Linked DNA regions of Homo sapiens: all the other regions are linked to region 2. A link is a loop called in an ENCODE intact Hi-C map of the cell type or tissue named here. Cell type or tissue: heart left ventricle. All regions are shown on one strand.

The links. Hi-C counts contacts between places; a loop is a spot of excess contacts. Peaks named below come from ENCODE experiments on the same cell type or tissue, not always from the same donor. Only the 100,000 strongest peaks of a DNase experiment are listed, where the experiment ranks them.
Region 1: a loop joins it to region 2, with 2.4 times the contacts of the local background. A loop is called at or near these places in 17 of 110 quality-filtered maps.
Region 3: a loop joins it to region 2, with 3 times the contacts of the local background. A loop is called at or near these places in 16 of 110 quality-filtered maps.

Annotation. Positions count from the first base shown.
Region 1 is chr15:84,712,528-84,720,527 of GRCh38, forward strand. SEC11A (SEC11 homolog A, signal peptidase complex subunit) reads right to left here and starts at 3,612. Exons shown (of 6, transcript NM_014300.4): 1 at 3,498-3,612. The coding sequence starts at 3,548. RefSeq lists enhancers at 3,265-3,830, 3,286-3,355, 3,831-4,396, 4,026-4,145, 4,166-4,275 and 1 more. In heart left ventricle, no CTCF peak of the experiment used is centred here; DNase peaks (open chromatin) are centred at 3,674, 3,964 and 4,364; H3K4me3 peaks cover 3,194 bases; H3K27ac peaks cover 2,046 bases.
Region 2 is chr15:84,923,657-84,931,656 of GRCh38, forward strand. SLC28A1 (solute carrier family 28 member 1) reads left to right here. Exons shown (of 19, transcript NM_004213.5): 12 at 329-454. Among named protein-coding and RNA genes, the nearest start is that of SLC28A1, 43 kb to the left of the region's middle. RefSeq lists enhancers at 498-998, 4,411-4,470. In heart left ventricle, a CTCF peak has its summit at 4,728; a DNase peak (open chromatin) is centred at 4,725; H3K27ac peaks cover 1,146 bases.
Region 3 is chr15:84,698,326-84,706,325 of GRCh38, forward strand. All of the region lies in intron 1 of SEC11A (SEC11 homolog A, signal peptidase complex subunit), which reads right to left. Among named protein-coding and RNA genes, the nearest start is that of SEC11A, 14 kb to the right of the region's middle. In heart left ventricle, no CTCF peak of the experiment used is centred here; no DNase peak of the experiment used is centred here; H3K27ac peaks cover 353 bases.

The DNA of each region.
Region 1 (8,000 bases), 210 kb before region 2:
ACCTCTGCCTCCCAGGTTGAAGCAATTCTCCTGCCTCAGCCTCCTGAGTAGCTGGGATTACAGGTGCGCACCACCATGCTCGGCTAATTTTTGTATTTTTAGTAGAGACAGGGTTTCACCATGTTGGCCAGGCTGGTCTTGAACTCCTGAGCTCAGGCAATCCACCTGCTCGGCCTCCCAAAGTGCTGGATTACAGGCATGAGCCACTGCGTCCAGCCTAAAAACTGATTAAAACTCCAAAGAATACATACTCTATGATTCCATTTATATAAAATGCATACCCCTCTATACTGACAAAAAGCACATTAGAGGTGGGACAGAACGGGTCTTGTAGGTGATATATACGTTCTATATCTTGATTGTGATCAGTATACGTAAGTATAAAAACTTATCGGCCGGCCGGGAGCAGTGGCTCACGCCTGTAATCCTAGCATTTTGGAAGGCCGAGGCAGGCGGATCACAAGGTCAGGAGATCAAGACCATGGTGAAACCCTGTCTCTACTAAAAATACAAAAAATTAGCCGGGTGTGGTGGCGGGTGCCTGTAGTCCCAGCTACTTGGGAGGCTGAGGCAGGAGAATGGCGTGAACCTGGGAGGTGGAGCTTGCAGTGAGTCAAGATTGCACTACTGCACTCCAGCCTGGGCAACAGAGTGAGACTCCGTCTCAAAAAAAAAAAAAAAACACTTATCAAATGGTACACTTTAAATGGATGGAGTTCATTTACTAAAGTATTCCTCTGTGGATCTGATAAGAAAAAAAAAACAAAAACTCAAAGCAATCAGACATTTAACATATATGTAATATGTAATTAGGTATAAGCAGAGAAGTTATGCAAATAATAGCAACTTTTAGAGGAATAAAACAAAATTCTAGTTTCCCTCTTTCGTCTGATTCTCAGTATCTACATGTATTGTCAATTCTTCCTCCTAGATATTATGTACAGATAAAGATCTCATTTCATAACTCTCCCTCACCCCATGTTATCCAATCCCTCCTATCCATTCCTAACAACCTCTGGGAGGCCAGGGAGGATAATTTTACCATTTAAACTTCCACTAACCCTGAATGTCCTAGATGCAATGAATTCTGAACCACAATCACTCCATATTAGAGAAACACAGGGCAGAGTAGCCTATTCATTGTATCTTCATGTTTCTGTTCTTTCTTCCTGTCCATTTTATTAGAGCAGGAAGAGTACCTTATATATCTCTATGCTTTAGAGCCTATCTAGCAGGTTTGCAAGTGCTGAGTGAATTCCTTCCCTTTTGATTATTGGAATGCTAACCAACCCAGGTTAAAGATGAAGCTATTAAGGTCTTTCAAGATCCAACTTAAATGCTAGTTTCTCCTTGAAGCTGTTCGTAATGCCCTGACTGGAACCTCTCAAAATTTTCCTACCACTGCTAGAACAGGTCATATCCTTCTTTATCCAAGTGTTCAGGCTTTAAAGTAAGACCTGAGATCAAATCCACATCCTGCCATATACCTTCTTTTTTTTTTTTTTTTTTTTTTGAGACGGAGTCTCACTCTGTCACCAGGCTGGAGTGCGGTGGCACGATCTCAGCTCACTGCAATCTCCACCTCCCAGGCGATTCCCCTGCCTCAGCCTCCTGAGTAGCTGGAACTACAGGCGTGCGCCAACAGGCCCAGCTAGTATCTGTATTTTTAGTAGAGAGGGGGTTTCACCATGTTGGCCAGGATGGTCTCAATCTCTTGACATTGTGATCCGCCTGCCTCAGCCTCCCAAAGTGCTGGGATTACAGGCGTGAGCCACCGCACCCAGTCTACCTTCTGTCTTAAGCAAATCACTAAAGCTCTCTAACAATGACATCGACCACAGTACAGCCAATACTCACCATGTGCCAGACACTCTTCTGAGGGCTTTATATGAATTAACTCATTTAATCTTCATAGCGACCCTACGTTTGCACAACATAGTGAATGCAACTAATGTCAGTGAAGTATACACGTAAAAACGGTTGAAATGGAATATTTTATGTTGCATATCTTTTTACAACAATAAAAGTAAACATAGGCACAGACAGGTTAAGTAATCTGCTCAAAGTCACACAGCCAGTAAGTAGCAGAGCTACTTCAAACCTCTGAAATCTAGCTTTAGAGTCCATATTCTTAACTTCTATACTGTATTGCTTCTCACAAAGTCTCATTTTCTTCATGTTTAATAAGAACAACGTTACCTACCTTACAGGTGTATAAAGTGCTTCACACATGGCAAGAGCTCAAAAAAGTTATTGTTTTGCCTTAGTCCTTTTCTACACATTTAGGCTCCTTGAAGGCCGAGTCTTTCTTAACTATCTTTGCATTTCTCTCATTGTACCTAGCATAGAGTACAATAAATATCAGACTCAAAATAAATACTTTCCTCAGAGAAATATCTGTGGCATCTAGAAATCCAAATATGGATTAAAAAAAGACAACACTATACAAGTAAAAATTTGAAGTGTTGTCATAAAGACATAAAGTAACGTTTGCGCAATTTTTATAGAATGCTCAATTCTGACTGACAGAATTGACACTGAGCTAGCTAAGGCCTGAAGGGGAGTAAGGAAAGGTTGTGTATCTACTTCCCTAAGTGGCAGTTATAAGTACAAAAAATGCAAGTCCAAGGAAAAAAAATCCTTAATGGTGACATCAGGATAATCATAACAGTAAAATACTGTTTAAAACAAAAAAAAAGTCCGATGCAGCAAAACTAGGCTCTACAGACACACTAGGCGCAAAAGATAAAACAGAACAACCTTTTCTAAGGACTAAATAATTACAACAATATTCTCAGTACTATTTGGCATACGATCTAGAAGATCAAAGTAAAGTGTAAGGACAAAATCAGGAGACCTACATTTCCAGATCCCCGTGGCACTGATATTGGACTGTAAAACCATAGATTCCGAGGGCTGCCGCCTTAGTGCTAAGCGGACGCAAGGGCAAGTAGTGTAACTGTTCCAACTCGGAGCCCAGAGTGGTCCAAGTCAAAGTCGGTGCAGCCCGCTACGGTTCAGCTCTACTAAAGGGTTGCAAGGAGCTGAAAGCAGCAAAACGGTTTTTGTGGGGCCTCCAATCGCCTTCCTGAGCGCCCCAGAAACCGGCTAAACCTCGTCTCTCCCGAAACCACCTGGAGTCGCTCCGACTGGAGAAATCAAGAGTCCGCCGCCTTAAAATGACTAAAACAATAAGCAACCCCAACTCCCACTTCAAGCGCGTACGGTTTCCATTTGCTCCCCTGCCTCAGTGGGAGGAATGGAACGTGAAGACACCGCTTCCCGCCCCGCCCCCGGTAGGCCCTGAATCAGTTCGGGGTTAAAAATAATGAGGCGGACAAGGCGGCCTCTGGCCACAGTCTCCAAAGAAAGCGAATGACCCGGGTATCAGACCAGCTCAGACCCTCACACCAGAACCCTGGGGTCCGCCGGGCCCCGCAGCAGCAGCCTCGAAGGGACAAGAAGAGCCAGGAGAAAAAGAGGACGGACAAGCTCACCTGCCGCTTGTTCATCCGCCGCACATCGTCCAAAAAGTCTAGAGACAGCATGGCGGGGACGGCGAGCAGGACACCGGCAGGGGAAAGGGCGCGATGACCAGCGGGCGGAACTACTGGAGCTCGGGTCGGGCTCACACTGGACAGGACCCCGCAGTGCTTGCACTTCCGCTTCCGGGGCGGGAGCTGGCACGGTCGGGCACGGTCCCCGCCCCCCGCGCCCCTTCGCTGCGGAGAGCTGACAGAGAGACTCACGACCTTGCTAGTCCAGTCTCAGGGCTTGGCCTCGCCGTGGGAGGGTTCTCACGCTCTGGCTCTCGCCTGCCAAAAACCGACTGGACGCCACTTCCCGCGCTCGGCCCCGCGGCCCTTCACCGAGGCGGCGACCCAGGCTTAGTTGGGGAGGCTGCTCTGCCACCTTCGGAAGGCGGGCCTCTGTGCCCGCCCGGCCAATCGCGAGCAACCTCTCCGGTGTGGGCGGGTAGAAGCGGTTCCGCGTCCCGGCTTGGGTATGGGTGTGGCAGTGGATGTGTCGTCTGACCGTAGGTTCTCTGGTCGAGCAAGTCTCCTGCGCTATGGGAAGCTGAGGAGGTGCTTTCTTTCTTTCTGTCTCTGTCTCTCTTTCTTTACGTCTCTGTCTCTGTTGAGGTGCTTGCTTGCTTGCTTGCTTACTTTCTGTCTGTCTGTCTCTTTCTCTTTTTCTTTCTCTTTCTCTCTTTCCTTTCTTTCTCACTGTGTCGCCCAGGCTGGAGTGCAGTGGCGCAATCTCAGCTCACTGCAACCTCCGCCTCGCGGGTTCAGGCGATTCTCCTGCCTCAGGCTCCCAAGTAGCTGGGACTACAGGCGCGCGCCACCAAACCTGGCTAATTTTTGTATTTTTAGTAGAGACAGGGTTTCACTATGTTGGCCAGGCTGGTCTCGAACTCTTGAGCTCAGGTGATCCGCCCGCCTTGGCGTCCCAAAGTGCTGGGATTACAGTCGTGAGCCACCGCGCCCGGCCATCGAGGTGCTTTCAATAAGTGCTTTTCGCGTAAGGTTGGACCGTGTGAGAGACCTTCCGAGCACTGCCTGAGCCTGCCAGGAGTTTACAGTCCAATTGGAGAGAAAACAGCCCGGGAGAATTAGAAAACATCCAAATGGTGCAACAGCGTGATGAGACCACCAGTGGTGTGGGTCGTTAGGAAGTGGCTTCCTTTCTGACCTTGACTTTGCTGACAGGATTTGACATGGTCTCCTTGAATTCTACCTCCTGGTTTTCTTAACTTGGACACCTTGAAGTGACTATCTTTTCGCTACCTTTTGCTTTGACTGGCCAAAGCTCCTAATACGCACTTCAGTCAACAAAGACTAAAGCTGGATTACTTGGTATCATTTCTCTCTCTTTTTTTTTTTTTTTTTTTTTTTTCAAAATAATCCTTCTCTCCCATTAGGGAAAGATGAATGAAGGATATACTGGAACTCTTTGTAGTATCCTCGAAATTCTTTAAATGGAAAGTCATTCCAAAATAAAAACTTGAATTTATTGGAGGATGGCTGTAATAAAAAAGACAAATAATAATAAGTTTAGGGGAAGATGTGAAGAAATTGGAACCCTCATATACTGCTGGTGGGAATGTAAAATGGTGCAGCCACTTTGGGAAATAGCTGCAGTTGCTCAAAAGGTTAAAGATGTGCCGTCTGCAGTGGCTCATGCCTGTAATCCCAGCACTTTGGGAGGCTGAGGCAGGCAGATCACCTGAGGTCAGGAGTTCCAGACTAGCCTGGCCAACATGGTGAAAACCCGTCTTTACTAAAGATACAAAAATTAGGCGGGTGTGGTGGTGGGCACCTGTAATCTCAGCTACTGGGGAGGCTGAGGCAGGAGAATCGCTTGAACCCAGGAGGCAGAGTTTGCGGTGAGCCGAGATCGTGCCACTGCACTCCAACCTGGGCGACAAAGTGAGACCCTATCTCAAAACACACAAACAAAAAAAGGTTAAAGATGGAATCACCATATTAACCAGCAATTCCACTGCTAGGTATATACCCAAGAAAATTGAAAACGTTTGTCCACACAAAAACTTGTACATGAATGTTCACAGCAGCATTATTCATAATAGCTAAAAAGTGGAAATAACTGAAATGTTTATCAACTAATGAAGGGATAAATAAATGTGGTATATTGGAATAATGTACTAATAATTCCGCTGGTACAATGGAATATTAATCTGGCAACAAAAGGAAATACTACAACATGAATGACCCTTGAAACAGATTTAGTGAAAGGATCCAGTCACAAAAGACAAAGCATTGCATGATTCCATTTAGGTGAAATATCTAGAATAGACAAATCCACAGAGATGGAAATCAGTGGTTGCCTAGGGCTGGGAGAGTTGGGGAAAATGGGGAGTGGCTGCTAATGGGTATGGAGTTTCTTTTAGGGGATGCTAGTTCTACAACTATGTGAATATACTCAAAACCATTAAATTGTACACTTTACACTGGTGAATTGTATGGTATGTGTATTATATCACAATAAAGCTATTATGAGAAAGAAAAAGAAACCACTGGTGTCTGGCTCACTGTTAAATTCCTAGTGGTGAACACATAGCCTAGCACATGTTATACCCAATAAATACTTGTTGAATTTAAAAGTGTGTGTGTGTGTGTGTGTGTATTTTTGTCACCTCCAAAAACTGCTGCCTCTAGGCACCCCACACTTATTGAGTTGAAAAAAAATTCCTAATTTATCCAATTTAGGAAGACTTGTGGAAGAAAATACATGTGAACTCCATGAGGACAGGGACATTGTCTTGTCCACCCCTTTATCTCCAGCTTCCATAAGAGTACCAGACATGTAGCAGACACTCAATAAGTATTTGTTAATAAATGTTAAATATGGGTTCTAGTCTAAATTCTCGCTAGTAGAACCCTTGGCCTATGCCTATTAATGTTGAATTCAAATCTAAAAGTGAGCGCCAGCAACTATTTAAATGAGTATCAATCTTGTAATGTGTAGAAAAGAGCCCTAAGAGAGGCGTAAAGTCCTGTGGAGTTTCAGATGTGGCAAAAGTCAGTTCAGTTGGGGAGGCTTGTGGGGAGCTTAAAAAGGGTGTCAGGCCAGGCACGGTGGCTCACGCCTGTAATCCCAGCACTTTGAGAAGCCAAGGGGGAAAGATCCCTTTGGCCCAGGAGTTCAAGACCAGCCTGGACAACAAAGTGAGACCTCTGCTCTACTAAAACTAAAAATTAGGCCAGGCACGGTGGCTCATGTCTGTAATCCCAGCACTTTGGGAGGCCGAGGCAGATGGATCACCTGAGGTCGAGTTTGAGACCAGCCTGGCCAACATGGTGAAACCCCGTCTCTACTAAAAATACAAAACTTAGCCAGGCATGGTGGCAGGTGCCTGTAGTCCCAGCTACTCGGAGGCTGAGGCAGGAAAATCGCTTGATCCCGGGGGGCAGAGGTTGCAGTGAGCCAAGATCACACCATTGCATTCCAGCCTGAGCAATGGAGTGAGACTCTGTCTTAAAAAAAAAAAGAATGCATGAGAAAGGAACGGGACCAGGGGAGAGTGATATAAACTAGGAGGATCTGCAAAGGCTTAATGAGGTTTCTTATACTGCTCGGTGTCTCTTATGAAAATAATTCAGATATTTAGGACAGGTGATCCCAGACTTGATATAAAGCCTAAGGAATTCAATTTTCCAAATGTGGGACTCTGACATGCTATTTTCTCTGCCGACTGGGATGGCAATCTTTCTGACACATAAGTCTTTTGGGCCCTGTCAATCACAGTGTTATGTCTGGCATTTTCCTTTACAGAGAGCCTGCTGGCCCCCCTGAAGGAAGCATCTTAGTATAGAAGTTAAGTTAGACCCACTTGGCTTTGAATCACAGATCAATTGCCAGCTGTTTGATCTTGGACCAATTAGTTAACTCTTTTTCCAAAAAAATTTATTTAATTTAATGTTTCTACAGACAGAGTCTCACTCTGTCACCCAGGCTGGAGTGCAGTGATGTGATCACCCTTCACTGAAGCCTAGACCACTGAAGCCTAGATTGCTCAAGCAATCCTCCCACTCAGCCTCCCAAGTAGCTGGGACTGCAGGCGCATGCCACCATGCCCAACTCAGTTAGCAATTTTTTAATCCCTAGTTTTCTGGTGTGTAAAGTAGGAATAGAAAAGAATTTATGTCATTTGAGGATTTAACAAAATAGTACATGTAAATAAGGCTGTTGGGGGCTGGGCATGGTGGCTGACGCCTGTAATCCCAATACTTTGAGAGGCCAAGGTGGGCAGATTACTCGAGCCCAGGAGTTCGAGACCAACCTGGGCAACATAGTGGAAGCCTCATCTCTACAGAAAATTTTAAAAATTAGCCAGGTGTGGGGACACATGCCTGTAGTTCCAGCTACTCGGGAGGCTGAGTCAGGAGGATCGATTGAGTCCTGAAAGTTGATCCCTTAGTGAGCCATAATTGTGCTACTGCACTCCAGTCTTGGCGACAAAGAGAGACTCTATC
Region 2 (8,000 bases):
TCTGTTGCTCTCCTGGAAAACGGAGATACCCAATTCTATCTCAGAAGGTTGTGAGTAACAAAGGTGACGTGCTTAGCGGGGTGCCTGGCACGTGGCAGGACATCAACACAGGGGAGCATTGTCAGGCCGGGAGGGAGGGATGGGGGTCCTTCTGTAGAGGTAGGCAATGCTGAGGTTCAGAGAAGCTCAGCCAAGTACAGACCCTGGTCCTTACCCCATCCTGCTGCCTCTTACCGTGGGACTCCCAGCTGCTCACTGTGACCTGTGAAGGGAGAGGATGTGCCCAATCACCCCCACCCTGCTTGTCTGACATCTTTCCTGTTTGCAGACCGAGGCTCCATTACTGATCCGGCCCTACTTGGCAGACATGACACTCTCTGAAGTCCACGTTGTCATGACCGGAGGTTACGCCACCATTGCTGGCAGCCTGCTGGGTGCCTACATCTCCTTTGGGGTAGGTAGAGCCCTCCTTCTGCTTGGCTATGTTGAGGACCTGAAGCCCATCTTTGTGGGAGCCCCACACAGCTCCTGGCCAGAGCAGCCCTCAGATCTTCTCTCTTGGGCCTGCTGTGCTGGCAAGAGGAGTGGCTTCCCCTGAGCCCAGTGGGCTGGACCATTTGCTCGGGCTTTGCGCATGGCCACCTGGGGCAAAGCTTCCTGGTGTTCCATTTACTGAGTGCATGCTAGGTACCAGGCAGTATGCTAGGTGTTTTAATATCCCCATTTTCCAGATGAGAAAATTGAGGCTCCAGAGTAAGTGAGATGCCCAAACCCAGATCTGTCTGACTCCAAAATTTGTGCTCATTTCTCCAGTCTCACACCTGGGCTGTCCCTAGAGATCCGTCCTACTCCTTCCCTCCTCCCTTTCCCCACACTCTCTCTGGGCTCAAGTCCTGCCTCTGCTCCTAAATTATTGCCTGTGCAGTTTACACAGCACAAAGAATTTGTAGGTCAAATTCCAGTGGTGTGAATTAGGCCCTAAAAGCAATCACAATGCTACTGCATGGTGGGCAGAGGGAAATTCTCAAATGCATCCCTCACATAATGCCCGGTAATAATGCTTTACATTCATAAAACACCTTATGCTTTCACATTTGTGCTTTCACAGGCAAATCTTCAAAGGTCTCAATTTTATTTCCTTAATGATCAAAGAAATTCTTGCTTATTGCAGAAACAAATAAGTTTTTAAATCTCTTTCTTAACCCCACTTCCCATGGGTAACTGATTTTATTTTTTATTAATTTTTTTTGTTTGTTTGTTTTTGAGACGGAGTCTTGCTCTGTTGCCAGGCTGGAGTGCAGTGGCGCAATCTTGGCTGACTGCAACCTCTAGCTCCCTGGTTCAAGCGTTTCTCCTGCCTCAGCGTCCTGAGTAGCTAGGATTACAGGCACGCCCCACCGCGCCCAGCTAGTTTTTTTTTTTTTTTTTTTTTTTTTGTATTTTTAGTAGAGACAGGGTTTCACCATGTTGGCCAGGATGGTCTCGATCTCCTGACCTTGTGATCTGCCCACCTCAGCCTCCCAAAGTGCTGGTATTACAGGCATGAGCCACGGTGCCTGGCCTGGTAATTGCTTTTAATAGCGTAGAACAGCTATTCTGAAAGTGGGGTCCATGGACCAGCATTGTCAGCATCACCTGCGAACTTGTTAGAAATGCAAATTCTTGGGCCCACCCTAGACCTGCTGAATCAGAAACGATGGGGGATGCCAAGGCGGGTGGATCATCTGAGGTCAGGAATTTGAGAGCAGCCCGGCCAACATGGTGAAATCTCATCTCTACTAAAAATACAAAAAAATAGCTGGCCGTGGTGGTGGGTGCTTGTAATCCTAGCTATTTGGGAGGCTGAAGCAGGAGAATCACTTGAAACTGGGAGGCGGAGGTTGCAGTGAACTGAGATCGCACCACTGCACAGTAGCCTGGGCAACAGAGTGAGACTGTGTTTCAAAAAAAGAAAAGAAATGATGGGGGTGGAACCAGCATACTGCGTTGCAACAGGCCTCACAGGTGATTCTGATGCCCGCCCAATTTGAGACCACTGACCTAAAATGTCATTCCAAATCTTTCTGTGTAAGTAGGCTTTTAGGTATATACACCTGAGTACTCACATACTTTCTCTCTCTTTTTTTTTTAATAAAAGTTGAGAATCATTGATCAGGAGAAAATAGTTCACAAATTATAAAAAGATATTCAAGCTCACTGATGTTCAAAGGAATTAAGACGATAATAACTTATCTTTCTTCTAAGTGATATGAAACCCTTTACGTGCCCCCAAATGGCAAGTGTGTGGTACTCACCCACTCATGGTAACAGTTTAATTTACTGTAACCTTTTTTGGTGAAGGCCTATCAGTCTATTTATTTTTTATTTATTTTATTCTATATATAATATTTTGTTTTTTTATTTTATTCTATATATAATATTTTATTATTTTATCATATATCACTTTTAATTTTTTTATTTATATAATAAAATATTGTATTTTATTATATAGAGCAATTAAAAATATTTATTTTTTGTTTTTTAACTCCCCACATGACACCAACATGTATTTATATAGAGAGAGACAGAGTTTCCCTCTGTTACTCAAGCTGGAGCACAGTGGTGCAATTACAGCTCACCATAGCCTCAAACTCCTGGACTCAAGCAATTCTCCCACCTCAGCCTCCTGAGTAGCTGGGACTACATACGTGCGCCACCACCCCTGGCTATTTTTTTTTTTTTTTTTTGGTAGAGACGGGATCTTGCTATGTTGCTCAGGCTGGTCTTGAACTCCTGGGCTCAAGCAATCCTCCTGCCTTGGCCTCCCAAAATATTAGGATTACAGGCATGAGCCATTGCATCCAGCTTCAATCACTTTAAAAATATTCTTTCCCTTTGATCCAGCTAGAAAAATTGTGATATAGGGATATTCTCACAAGTGTTCAAGAAATGCAAAATTCCAACATTTGCAAAAGCAAGAAAACTGGACAGCCTAAATGCCCAGCAGTACAGTCATAAGCTGGGTAAGTTGCCCCACACAAGGTGGTAGCATTCAGCATGAGAGTGAGGTGGCCTGTATGTGCTGATTTGGAGATTGACCCTGCCCTGCCTTCTGGCTCTCTGCCCCTGCCCCAGGCTCTCTGGATGCTGTGTGGGGGGTGGGGGGAGGGGGGGGGTGGTGGTAGGCGGTGACCAGAAAATGACCTACATTGTCCCCTTCTTTAATCCCAAATTCCACCTGTCTCTCTCATCTCTGTCCCTGGGGATGATGAGAGATGGGTGAACAAACAGCCAGCCTGCCCCTCCATCTCTCCTTCACTCCGGATGCCTGGACCACACCAATAAGCTCAGCTCTACATGCCACAGAGCTGTCTGGGCAGGGCCAGCTGTTGCGTGACTTTTCAAGAAGTCCCCTTGGGCTCAGGGGCTTTGGTTTCTGGCCTGGTACCCTCCCATCTAGAATTCTAGAGACTGTCATCTGGTTTGCACCTGTCTTGCTGAGGCCTAGAAAAGGGCTCATTAAAACTGGTGCACCCACCCACCCCACCACCAATTGTTTTTGGAAGTGTGGAGGCCAAGGGAAAATTTCCCCTACGTCCTCTGAAGGTTCACTGAAAAATCAGCTCACAAAAGGGAGATTAACAGGAGAAAGGCACACAAATTTATTTAATGCATACACACGGGGGCCTTCAGAAGGAAGACCCAAAGATACAGGGAAAATTGTCCATTTTTACGCTCAGGTTCAACAAAGTATGGATAGCCACATAGAAATAGAATTGGACAAACAGAGTGTGATCTAATACTAATCGACTGAGTGGAGGAAAAACAGCAAAGCCTGTCTGTGTAGACTCTTCTTGGGCTCTCTGAGCATTTTTTCCTTCTGGGTATGGGGCAAGATCCTCTCTGGAAGGGGGGGTCTTATGACCTACACTCAAACAAAGTAGGTCAGATAATTTCTTTATTGCCACTTTTTACCCAGAAAGGCAGAGGGAAGTTAAAGCAATGTTTTTAGGCTTTATGGCTGGCTTTGGGGAAAAGGGCTTCTGGTCTCCGTGCCCTGCCTTGGAGAAGGGGAATTCTAGTTTTTATGGCTAGCCTTGAAGGAGAATTGGACTGATAAATGGGAGGGCAGGACAGAAAAACTTCTTCTGAGGCTACTTCTGAGCCCTTTATTCTAGGTTTTGTTTTAAGAGTCCCAGCAGAAGGAATTTGATATTTCAAAAATGGAAACCCAAAACTTTGTTCCTGAAACTTTTTTTCATGGCAGGATATTGGGGGAGGGGGATGCCATAATATTTTCAGAACTTAGGGCTTTAAATGTCTTAACCTTGTTCTGGTCCCCTTAGACAACGAAAAGAATAACGCTGGTGTTCCTCCTAGTCATTACTTAGAACTTAAACACTGGAAGAATGCTCGCCCATTTCCACAATCTGGCTTAAAACTCAGCCCTCTTTTCTTCCCTTTCTCAGGCAAAAGTCCAGGCCCAGCCCTGGGCAGTCTGGCTTCCCCATTGACAGGGCCTGGGTACCCACTTCCCTTTAGCTGCACAGAATGGGCAGAGGCAGCCAGGATCATCCCTAGGTGCCCTTGAGCCTCCATTTTACAGTCTCTGGTTTGAAAGCCCCAGACTACAACTATAGCTGGCCCAGAGGAAAAGCACCTAACAAACAAACCTTCCTTCCCTTCAATCTCTGGGTCTGCCCCAGTCTTTTCTCCAGAGCAGCTCTCTTTTGCCCCCACCTGGCTCATGACAGTCACTGCACCAGCCCTGTACTGCACGCCCTCTAACTTCCTTCCCCAGTCAGTTCCTCAGTATCTTTGGCTCTGCCCTCAGCCTCTGAATCCCAGAAAGGTCTCTCTTGCCCTTTCCTTCAAGCTCCCAGGTTCGTTCGTTCTTTCTTTCTTTCTTTCTTTCTTTCTTTCTTTCTTTCTTTCTTTCTTTCTTTCTTTCTTTCTTTCTTTCTTTCTTTTCTTTCTTTCTTTTCTTTCTTTCTTTCTTTTTTTTTGAGACAGAGTCTCCCTCTGTCGCCCAGGCTGGAGTGCAGTGGCTCAATCTCGGCTCACTACAACCTCCACCTCCCAGGTTCAAGCAATTCTCCTGCCTCAGCCTCCCAAGTAGCTGGGATTACAGGCATGCGCCACCAACCCAGCTAATTTGTGTATTTTTAGTAGAGACAGGGTTTCACCATGTTGGCCAGGCTGGCCTTGAACTCCTCACCTCAGGTGATCCACCCGCCTCGGCCTCCCAAACTGCTGGGATTACAGGCATGAGCCACTGCGCCCAGCCTCCAAGCTCCCAGATTCTTAAAACCACTTTGTTGCTCAATCTCTGGCTCCCTTCTCCGCACATCCCTCCTATTGCTAATATCTGGATATTTCTAGATCTCCACGGTCCAGTACAGTAGCCACCAAACACACATAGCTATTGAGCACTTGAAATGAGGCTAGTCGTATTGAAAAACTTTTAAGATGTTTTATTAATTTTAAATTTTTATTTTGTCATCCATATTGATAGTTTTATATTGATTACATGGGTGGAAAGAAAATATTTTGGATATATTGAGTTAAATAAGACATTATTAAAATTAATTTAACCTATTTCTTTTTCCTTTTTAAAATGTGGCTATGGCCGGGCGCGGTGGCTCACACCTGTAATTCCAGCACTTTGGGAGGCCGAGGCGGGTGGATCACCTGAGGTCAGGAGTTCAAGACCAGCCTGGGCAACATGGAGAAACCCTGTCTCTACAAAAATACAAAAATTAGCCAGGTATGATGTCAGGTGCCTGTAACCCCAGCTACTCAGGAGTCTGAGGTGGGAGAATTGCTTGAACCCGGGAGGCAGAGGTTGCAGTGAGCCGAGATCGCCCCATTGCACTCCAGCCTGAGCAACACAGCAAGACTCTGTTTCAAAAAAAAAAAAAAAAATGTGGCTTCTAGGCTGGGTGCAGTGGCTCATGCCTGTCATTTCAGTACTTTGGGAGGCCAAGGCAGGAGGATGGCTGAGACCAGGAGCTTGAGACCAGCATGGGCAACATAGGGAGACCCCTATCTCCACAAAAAATTTAAAAAATAAAAAATTACTTGGGCATGGTGGCACACATCTATAGTCCCAGGTACTGGGGAGGCTGAAGTGGGAGGATCACTTGAGCCCAGGAGGTCAAGGCTATAGTGAGCCATGATCATGCCATTACACTCCAGCCTGGGTGACAGAGCGAGACCCTTTGGGTCAGAGAGAGAAGGGTTATGGGCAGGCGTGGGCCCTGGGATGCTAGGATGGAAGGCTCTCCTGACCAGGTGCCTGGGAGGCAGGGCTGGGGAATGTCACAGCCCTGCAGAGTAGCTGGCAGTGGGGAGGTGGGTGTGGGCTGGCCCAGTGCCCAGGGAGCCCTGCCTGTGCAGGACTCAGCCCTTTCCATGATGAGCTGGAAACTAGCAACTGCAGCATTTGAGGCTGTGACCACAACTGGGTCACCCAGGGGACAGTGTGCAGGAATGTGACAACTGCAGGGTGTGTTCTCTGCCGTGACTCAGGTTTACAAACCAGATGTAATCTACAAGTCAGAGGAAGGGTCAGGGTCCTGCCTGGTGGAGGGAAAATCCCAAGATTCCAGGTGTGGCACCATCCCAGCTGGGGCTGAGCAACTGAGGAGGAAGCAGGGGAAGTCCCAAAGCCCAGCCCAGAAAGTCCAGAGAGGACACCTGCCCCAAGTGGGTTTCATCCAGCAAGGGGCAGGGGCCCAGGCTTGCACACCCAGTGTCCACACAGGGCCCTGGGGAGGTATCAGGCTGCTGCCAATTCTTGTTCACATTTTAAGAAGTTTTGTCGATCTTTAAAAAGAAACAACTGGGGTTTAGAAAAAGAAGAAGGACACAATACCTGGGATTCAGAGCCTGAGAGGGTCTCCAGCCTGGCTTCTCAGCAGCAGGCCTGGCACTTCCCTGAGATGGTAATGAGGGGTGCCCACGATCTGCCCTCTGCTTTTTTTTTTTTTTTTTTTTTGAGATGGAGTCTCACTCTGTCGCCCGGGCTGGAGTGCTCAGCTCACTGCAACCTCTGCCTCCTGGGTTCTACCCATTCTCGTGCCTCAGCCTCCCAAATAGCTAGGATTACAGGCACCCACCACCACACCAGGCTAATTTTTGTTTTTTTTTGAGATGGAGTCTCGCACTATTGCCTGGGCTGGAGTGCAATAGTGCGATCTCGGCTCATTGCAACCTCCGCCTCCTGGGTTTAAGTGATTCTCCTGCCTCAGCCTCCCGAGTAGCTGGGATTACAGGCACACACCACCACACCCGGATAATTTTTCTCTATTTTTATTAGAGATGGGGGTTTCACTAAGTTGGCCAGACTGGTCTCGAACTCCTGACCTTGTGATCCTCCCACCTCGGCCTCCCAAAGTGCTAGGATAACAGGTGTGAGCCCCACGCCCGGCCTAATTTTTGTATTCTTAGTAGAGATGGGGTTTCACCATGTTGGCTAGGCTGGTCTCAAACTCCTGACCTCAAGTGATCTGCCCGCCTTGGCCTCCCAAAATGCTGGGATTACAGGCGTGAGCCACTGTGCCTGGCCTGCCCTCTGCTTTTATCAGCCTGAGTGTCTGTCTTCAACTTACCTCCCTCCTCCTTTTTATTTTTATTTAACACTTTAGAATGCAGTTGGCTTATTACAAACTTTAAGAAGAAACATCTATTTTGCTTTTTGTTTATTAAAAAAAATATTGTTGTGGACATTTTGAGAGATACCAAAACACCTGTAATCCCAGCACTTTGGGAGGCCAAGGCAGGCAGATCACAAGGTCAGGAGATTGAGACCATCCTGGCTAACACAGTGAAACCCCGTCTTTACTGAAAATACAAAAAAAAAAAATTAGCTGGGCGTGGTGGTGGGCGCCTGTAGTCCCAGCTACTTGGGAGGCTGAGGCAGGAGAATGGTGTGAACCTGGGAGGTAGAGTTTGCAGTGAGCCAAGATGGCGCCACTACACTCCAGACTGGGCGACAGAGTGAGACTCCATCTCAAAAA
Region 3 (8,000 bases), 230 kb before region 2:
TTAGAGCTACAAAATAGCAGTTGGCCTAAGTCTTAAATTCCATTTATCTTAAGACCTCAAATTAAGGGACTCATTAATCCATAATCACAATTCTCCTGCTTTCTAACTCATGAAAGGAGAAATCAGAAGCTAGATATTACAGAAGGTATACTGATAGCAGCTAGAAGTGAAATTGACGGTGCTGAAAAAATTGAAATATCTTCAAATGGACACTATTATTGTGACCCAATAAAATCAATGCAGGACCTGGAATGAATCTTAAATGATAATTTTTTAAATTCCTAATAGTCTAAATAAGCATACCATCATTAAAACAATTTTCACTTTAAAAATCTGTTAAATCTTTTAAAATCTGACAAGTGAAAACACATTTAACATATACAAACACATGTACAGCAGCTTCCCTCATAATAGCCTCAAACCGGAAATAACTCAAATGCCCATCAACAGATGAATTCAGGCTCACTGGAACATTTTGGATTTTGGATATTTCAGATTTGGGATGTTCAACCGGTAAAATGCAAATAGAAGTATTCCAAAATAAAAAAAAAGTCCAAAATACTTCTGGCCCCAAGCATTTCAGATAACAGATACTCAACCCGTACATAAATCGTAGTATTTCCACAAAATGGAATACTACTCAGGAATACAAAGGAATTAACTATTGACACATGCAACATAGGTGAATTTCCAAAATATGCTGTCCTGGCCAGGAGTGGTGGCTCATGCCTATACTCCCAGCACTTTGCGAGGCCAAGGAGGGCAGATCACTTGAGGCCAGGAGTTTGAGACCAGCCTGGCCAACATGGCGAAACCCCATCTCTACCAAAAATACAAAATTTAGCCAGGCGTGGTGGCACGTGCCTGTGGTCCCAGCTGCTCGGGAGGTTGAGGTGGGAGGATGACTTGAACCTGGGAGGCAGAGGTTGCAGTGAGCTGAGATCACACCACTGCACTCCAGCCTGGGCAACAGAGCAAGACTCTTGTCTCCAAAAAAAAAAAAAAAAAAACCAGGAAACAAAAAAAACAAAATATGCTGTTCTAGCCAAAATGAGTTAAAGAGACCAAATTTACCTTCCTGCCTGAAATAACTAAAACACTGGACAAAATATATGAAACAAGGGTTTTCGGACATTGGCTATATGACTGTGTTCAGGTAGTAAGGACTGTGATTACTTAGAAAGGGGAAACAAAGAAGGTGAGACCTACAACTGCCTCAACTTATAGATCGGAGAATTTCCAGACCACAGGGCAAAGGAGAAATGCAGACAGAGCCTAGCAGTCTCCCTGACTTGAGGATAAAGAACTGGGGAGTTCAGCCAGGCACGGTGGCTCATGCCTGTAATCCCAGCTCTTAGGGAGGCAGAGGCAGGAGGATAGCTTGAGCCCAGGAGTTCAAGACCTGCCTGGGCAATACAGCAAGATCCCCGTTCTCCACGGAAAAAGAAAAAAACAAAGACACACACACACAAAAAAAAGAACTGGGAGTTCAGGGAGGCAAAAGCAATGATCAGTGCATGCATGTGAGGGGACTCCTGAGGATGGAAAAACAACCATCTAAAAGCAGCGGATGGAACAATTCTCACAGCTCTTATGGCGTAAGAATAGTTTGTTTCCACCAGACAGAGTGGAAATCTTCACGGGGCTTTGGATTAGAGTACTCAGAAAGGTATTACTCACTTGTAGTGCAAAATTAGCCACAGACTAAAGGCCGCTCTGGATCCATCTAACAAAGCTTCACAAGAGCTTGAGAAGACCAAACTGTTTCCAACTAACTTGCCTGTAACCCAGAATAAAGCTCAAGAATATTTATGCAAATCCAAACATATCCAGCACCCAAAAAGGTAAAATTCACAAAGTCTGGCAACCAATAAAAAACTACCAGACATGCAAAGAGGCAAGAAAATATGACCTATAATGAGAAAAATCAATAAACAGAAACAGACCCAGAAATGGCAGAAATTATAGGATTAGTAGAAAGGGATATTTGCTGGGCGAGGTGGCTTATGCCTGTAATCCCAGAACTTTAGGAGGCCAAGGCGGGCAGATCACATGGTCAGGAGTTCTAGACTGGCCTGGCCAACATGGTAAAATCCCATCTCTACTAAAAATACAAAAATTAGCCGGGCATGGTGGCGCATGCCTGTAGTCCTAGCTAATCAGGAGGCTGAGGCAGGAGAATTGCTTGAACCCAGGAGGTGGAGGTTGCAGTGAGCCGAGATCACACCACTGCATTCGAGCCTGGGTGACAGAGGAAGACTCTGTCTCAAAAAAAAAAAAAAAAAAAAAAAAAAAAAAAAAAAAAAAAAAAAAAAGGTAGGGGAAAAGTTAGCACATTAAGTAGAGATGTGGATGATAGAAAAAATATCCAGAGGCCAGGCGCGGTGGCTCACACCTGTAATCCCAGCACTTTGGGAAGCCGAGGCAGGCAGATAACCTGAGGTTGGGAATTTGAGACCAGCCTGACCAACATGGAGAAACTCTGTCTCTACTAAAAATACAAAATTAGCCAGGCGTGGTGGCGCATGCCTGTAATCCCAGCTACTAGGGAGGCTGAGGTAGCAGAGTCACTTGAACCCGGAAGGCAGAGGTTGCAGTAAGCCGACATCACGCCATTGCATGTACTCCTACCTGGGCAACAAGAGCGAAACTCCATATCAAAAAAAAAAAAAAAAAAAAAATCCAAGACCTAAATCAAACTTCTAGAGACAAAAAATAACAATGTCTGAAATAAACAGCAGACAGGTGAAAATAACAGCTGACTAGGCACCTCAGAAGAAAAGTTTAGCAAACTTGAAGTCATAACAATAGAAATTATCTCAAATGAAAAAGCAAATAGGAAAAAAAAAAAAAAAAAGACTGAGCCAGGCATGGTGGCATGCACTTATAGTCCCAGCTACTCAGCAAGAGGCTGTAGTGGGAGGATCACTTGAGCCTATGAGTTTGAGACCAGCCTGGGCAACATAGCAAGACTCCATCTCAATAACAATAATAATAATAATTTTTTTTTTGAGATGGAGTTTTGCTCTTGTTGCCTAGGGTGGAGTGCAATGGCATGATCCCAGCTCACTGCAACCTCCACCTCCCGGGTTCAAGCAATTCTCCTGCCTCAGCCTCCCAAGTAGCTGGGATTACAGGCATAATAGATACTTATATTTTATACTTATTGAGATCATGCCACTGCACTCCAGCCTGGGCAACAAAGCAAGACTCCGTTTCAAGAAAAAAAAATGTAAATGATCTAAATACTATACTTAGAAGTTAAATATTGTCCACTTGGATAAATAAAACAACGTTCAATTATATGCTGCCTACAAAAAATGCACTTTAAATATAAAGACACAAATATTGTGAAAGAAAAAAAGAGAAAAACACATATCATGCTTACATTAATCAAAAGAAAATTGAAGAAAAAAAAAGCAAGCTGGAGTGGTTGCATTAATATCATACAAAGTAGATTTTGGCCGGGCACAGTGGCTCACACCTGTAATCCCAGCACATTGGGAGGCCAAGGTGGGCGGATCACAGGTCAAGAGATCGAGACCATCCTGGCCAACATGGTGAAACCCCATCTTCACTAAAAATACACAAATTAGCTGGGTGTGGTGGCGTGCGGCTGTAGTCCCAGCTACTTGGGAGGCTGAGGCAGGAGAATTGCTTGAACCCGGGAGGCGGAGGTGGCAGTGAACCGAGATCGTGCCACTGCACTCCAGCCTGGAGACACAGCGAGAGTCTGTCTCAATAACAATGATAATAATAATAATAATAATAGGGAGGTAAGTTCATCATGAGAATGTAAAAATTCTAAACATTTCTGCAACTAATAACCCGGCTAATTTTTTCAAAAATTTTTGGCTGGGCGCAGTGGCTCACACCTGTAATCCCAGCACTTTGGGAGGCCGAGGTAGGCGGATCACCTGAGATCAGGAGTTTGAGACCAGCCTGGCCAACATGGTGAAACCCCATCTCTACTAAAAATACAAAAATTAGCTGGGCGTGGTGGCGGGCACCCGTAATCCCAGCTACTCGGGAGGCTGAGGCAGGAGAATCACTTGAACCCGGGAGGCTCACTGCAACAGTGAGCCAAGATCGCATGCACCACTGCACTCCAGCCTGGGCAGCAAAAGCGAAACTCCGTCTCAAAAAAAAAAAAAAAAATTTTAGAGATGAGGTCTTGCTATGTTGCCCAGGCTGGTTTCAAACTCCTGGGCTCAACAATCGTCCTGCCTCAGCCTCCTGAGCAGCTGAGATTATAGACACAAGCAACAGTGCCCAGTTTATAAATATATTTATACCAATATATTACACAACTTTACATATTAGACAACTTTGATGAAGTAAGTCAATTCCTTGATACCAACTACCAAAATTCACTCAAGAAGAAATAGACAACCTGAATAGACCTACATATAATTTGAATTTATGGATTTAAAATCTTCCCACAAAGAAAACTCCAGGCTCAGATGGTATTCACTGGCAAATTCCACCAGACATTTAAGGAAAACAATTCTAACAATTCTACACACTAACTCTTCCAGAAAATTGCAGAAAAGTGAATACTCCCCAACTTACTCTATTTATTTAGTAAGCCCATTTTAAGCCAGTTTTAAGTAAGGTTCCGCAACAGGTCCAAGCTTTGAAAGCTGTACTAGTACCTGGGATTACAGTAGTACCCACGTGACTCAGAAGATTTCATGATGACTGGTGTGTCTGTAATGGATAGGGATGCTATATGGAGCCATCAGCAGTCCTTTATAAGTAAATGACAGGCAAGACCTTTGGGATTGGGGACAAAGCTATACTGTCCTTTGGAGAATTATTCTCCTCTTGAGTAACAGCTTTTTGTTTGCTACTGAGTTCTTGTAGAGACTAACAACTTGACCATGGGCCAAGTTACCATGTGACCTGAACTCCCTGACATGCACCGGATGCCTGGACGCTGTCAGATTCACCAAGCCAAAAAATAGGGCATGCACAGCAGTAAGTACTCCATCATTAAGTGTAAGTGGTATACAGAAGACTGGGCTCAAGCATGTCTTGAAGACACAAGTAAATATGAGCAAGTGACTCAGATACCCATGGCTCCTAACGATGCTACCCTGCTTCCTCTCTCATCTTGCATTTACTGCCTCATGAGGAGCTCCCTCTGACAGCTGACTAAGGAACACTTTAGGCCTGATTTGTGATGGTTCAACATAAACCCTCTAGCACTAACTGAAAGCAGACAGCTATAGCATTACAATCTCATGCAGGGTTGATCATGAAGGATTGTGAGGAAGAGAAATCCTCCCAATGGGCAGCTTCAAGCGATACAGCAGTTGTTCATTTTGCCTGGATGGAGAGATGACTACAGATGTAGATTTACATTGATTCAAAAATGACTAGCAGTTTGGCTGGATGGACAGCGACTTGGAGGGGACATCACTGGAAAGTTGAGACAAGAAGTCTGAGGAAGAGATATGTGGATGGAGCACTCCAAATACGTATATAGAATATGAAGATAATTGTGTGCCATATAAGTGCTCATCACAGAATTACCTCAGCAGAAGCTCTTAATAATCAGGTGAACAAAAATGACTTCTTCTGTGGATGTCAGTCAGCCTATTTCCCCAGCCACCTGTCTTACCCAACGGACTCATGACCAAAGTGGCTGCAGCAGCCAAGATAAAGGTTAGCAACATGGACTTCCACTCACCAAGACCTATTAGGTTCTAGCCAACACTGAGTGACTACCCTGCCAACCGCAAAAAACCAACACTGCCACCAATCCTGATGGCACGCTGATCATACTGGATCATTTCAATCATGAAAGGAACAGCAATTTCTTCTTGCTAGAGTAAACTCCGGATATAGATTGGTCTTCCTTGTCCTTAGTATTTCTGTCAAAAAGCACCATCCATGATCTTACAGAATGCCTTATTCCTCATTGTGGTATCCCATACAACATTGCTTCTGACAGGGGGACTTACTTTATAGCAACTAAAACACAGCAGTGGACAAGCAGTCATGGAATTCACTAGTCTTACTATGTCCCTCATCACCTTGAAGTAGCTGGCCTGAAATAATAGAATAGTAGGCCAGTTTTCGATTTATTGTCTCTCAACTCCAAATCCACCCTCCTTCCTTGTGTTACTCAAGCTGAATCCTATAAACACAAATCCTCCGCCAGCTAGCTTAATGTTAGGTTTAATTAATAAAGGGTATTGAAAGACCACTGCAAAGCAACAGAGGGCTTCCCTTCCTGGTTTCAACATGATTTTATTCCACCTGATACCCAGTGGGTCTGTGTGTTGGAAGCCTGATAGTGCTCACCTCAGGGACCATCAAGGTTGACTCCAGCCCACACTCACTCTCTGCCAAATTTCTTAACCTTCCAGTAATTCACGACTATAAACCAGCTCCAGGTCAGTACTCTGGCAAATGGTATTGCCATGATAGGTTGCATGTTCCTGTGGCAGCCAAACCCTCACCAAAAGGTCTGAATCTCAGGCTTGGGAGGGGTTTGGGGTAAGGTGCTTTCTTAGTTCTTTCTTTGTTCACTCTTCCTCATCCTGGAGGATAGTAGCTGTTTTCTGCATATGCTACTTCTGGAGTCTTTTTTTTTTTCTCTTTTTAAAGAGAAAGGGTCTCATTCTGTTGCCCAGGCTGGAGTACAGTAGTATGATCATAGCTCACTGCAGGCTCAAACTTCTGGGCTCAAGTGATTCTCCCACCTCAGCCTACCGAGTAGCTAGGACTACAGGTGAGTACCACCACGCCTGGCTAATACTTTAATTTCTTGTAGAGACGGGGTCTCACTATATTGCCCAGGCTGGTCTTGAACTCCTGGCCTCAAGTGATCCTCCTGTCCAGGCTTCCCAAAGTGCTGGGATTATAGGCCTGAGCCACTGAGCCCAGCCAAGAGTCCTCTTTTATCCCTTTTTAGTAGTTTAGCATCTTTTAGTAGTTAACAGTTACTTATATTAGATTTTCCCTGTTCAATTACTGCTACAGTTACTGTCTTCTGCGTGACAGAAATGGCCTTTTCAGAATGCAGTTATGGCACCAGCTAGGTGGCAACACTTTGTGGGGCTGGGGTAATGTCTAATGTTCTCCAGTATGTTGTATATGATCTGAACTGACAACCAACATTTGGTGCTGTTTTTTCTATAGCTAGGATTCACTAGTCCAGGAATTAAAGGATAGGAATGGGTGTGACTCCTCTCATTATTACCCCTAATGATCTGGTAGCGAAATTTCTGCTTCCAGACCAGGCGCAGTGGCTCACACCTGTAATCCCAGCACTTTGGGAGGCCGAGGCAGGTGGATTACCTGAGGTCATGAGTTCGAGACTAGCCTGGTCAACATGGTGAAACCCCGCCTCTACTAAAAATACAAAAATTAGCCAGGCGTGGTGGTGTGCATCTGTAGTCCCAGCTACTCAGGAGACTGAGGCAGGAGAACCGCTTGAACCCAGGAGGCAGAAGTTGCAGTGAGCCGAGATCGCACCACTGCACTCCAGCCTGGGCAAGAGAGCGAGATTCCATCAAAAAAAAAATTATGCTTCCCATCCTTACAACTTTTAAATCTGCTGATTTAAAGGTTTTATTTATTTATTTATTTTGAGATGGAGTCTTGCTCTTGTCACCCAGGCTGGAGTGCAGTGGCACGATCTCAGCTCACTGCAACCTCTGCTTCCTGGGTTCATGCGATTCTCCTGCCTCTACTGAGTAGCTGGGAATACAGGTGCCCGCCACAATGTCCAAAAATTTTTTTATTTTTAGTGGAGACGGGGTTTCACCTTGTTGGCTAGGCTGGTCTCGAACTCCTGACCTCAGGTGATCCACCTGCCTCAGCCTCCCAAAGTACTAGGATTACAGGCATGAGCCACCATACCTGGCCTGATTTAAAGGTTTTAATTCACAAAGGTTTTAATCCATCCATTAAGGGACATAATGGTTCCATTAAACTGAATGTTAAGACTGCTACTTGGTCACTTCGGGCTCCTCATTCTAGAGAAC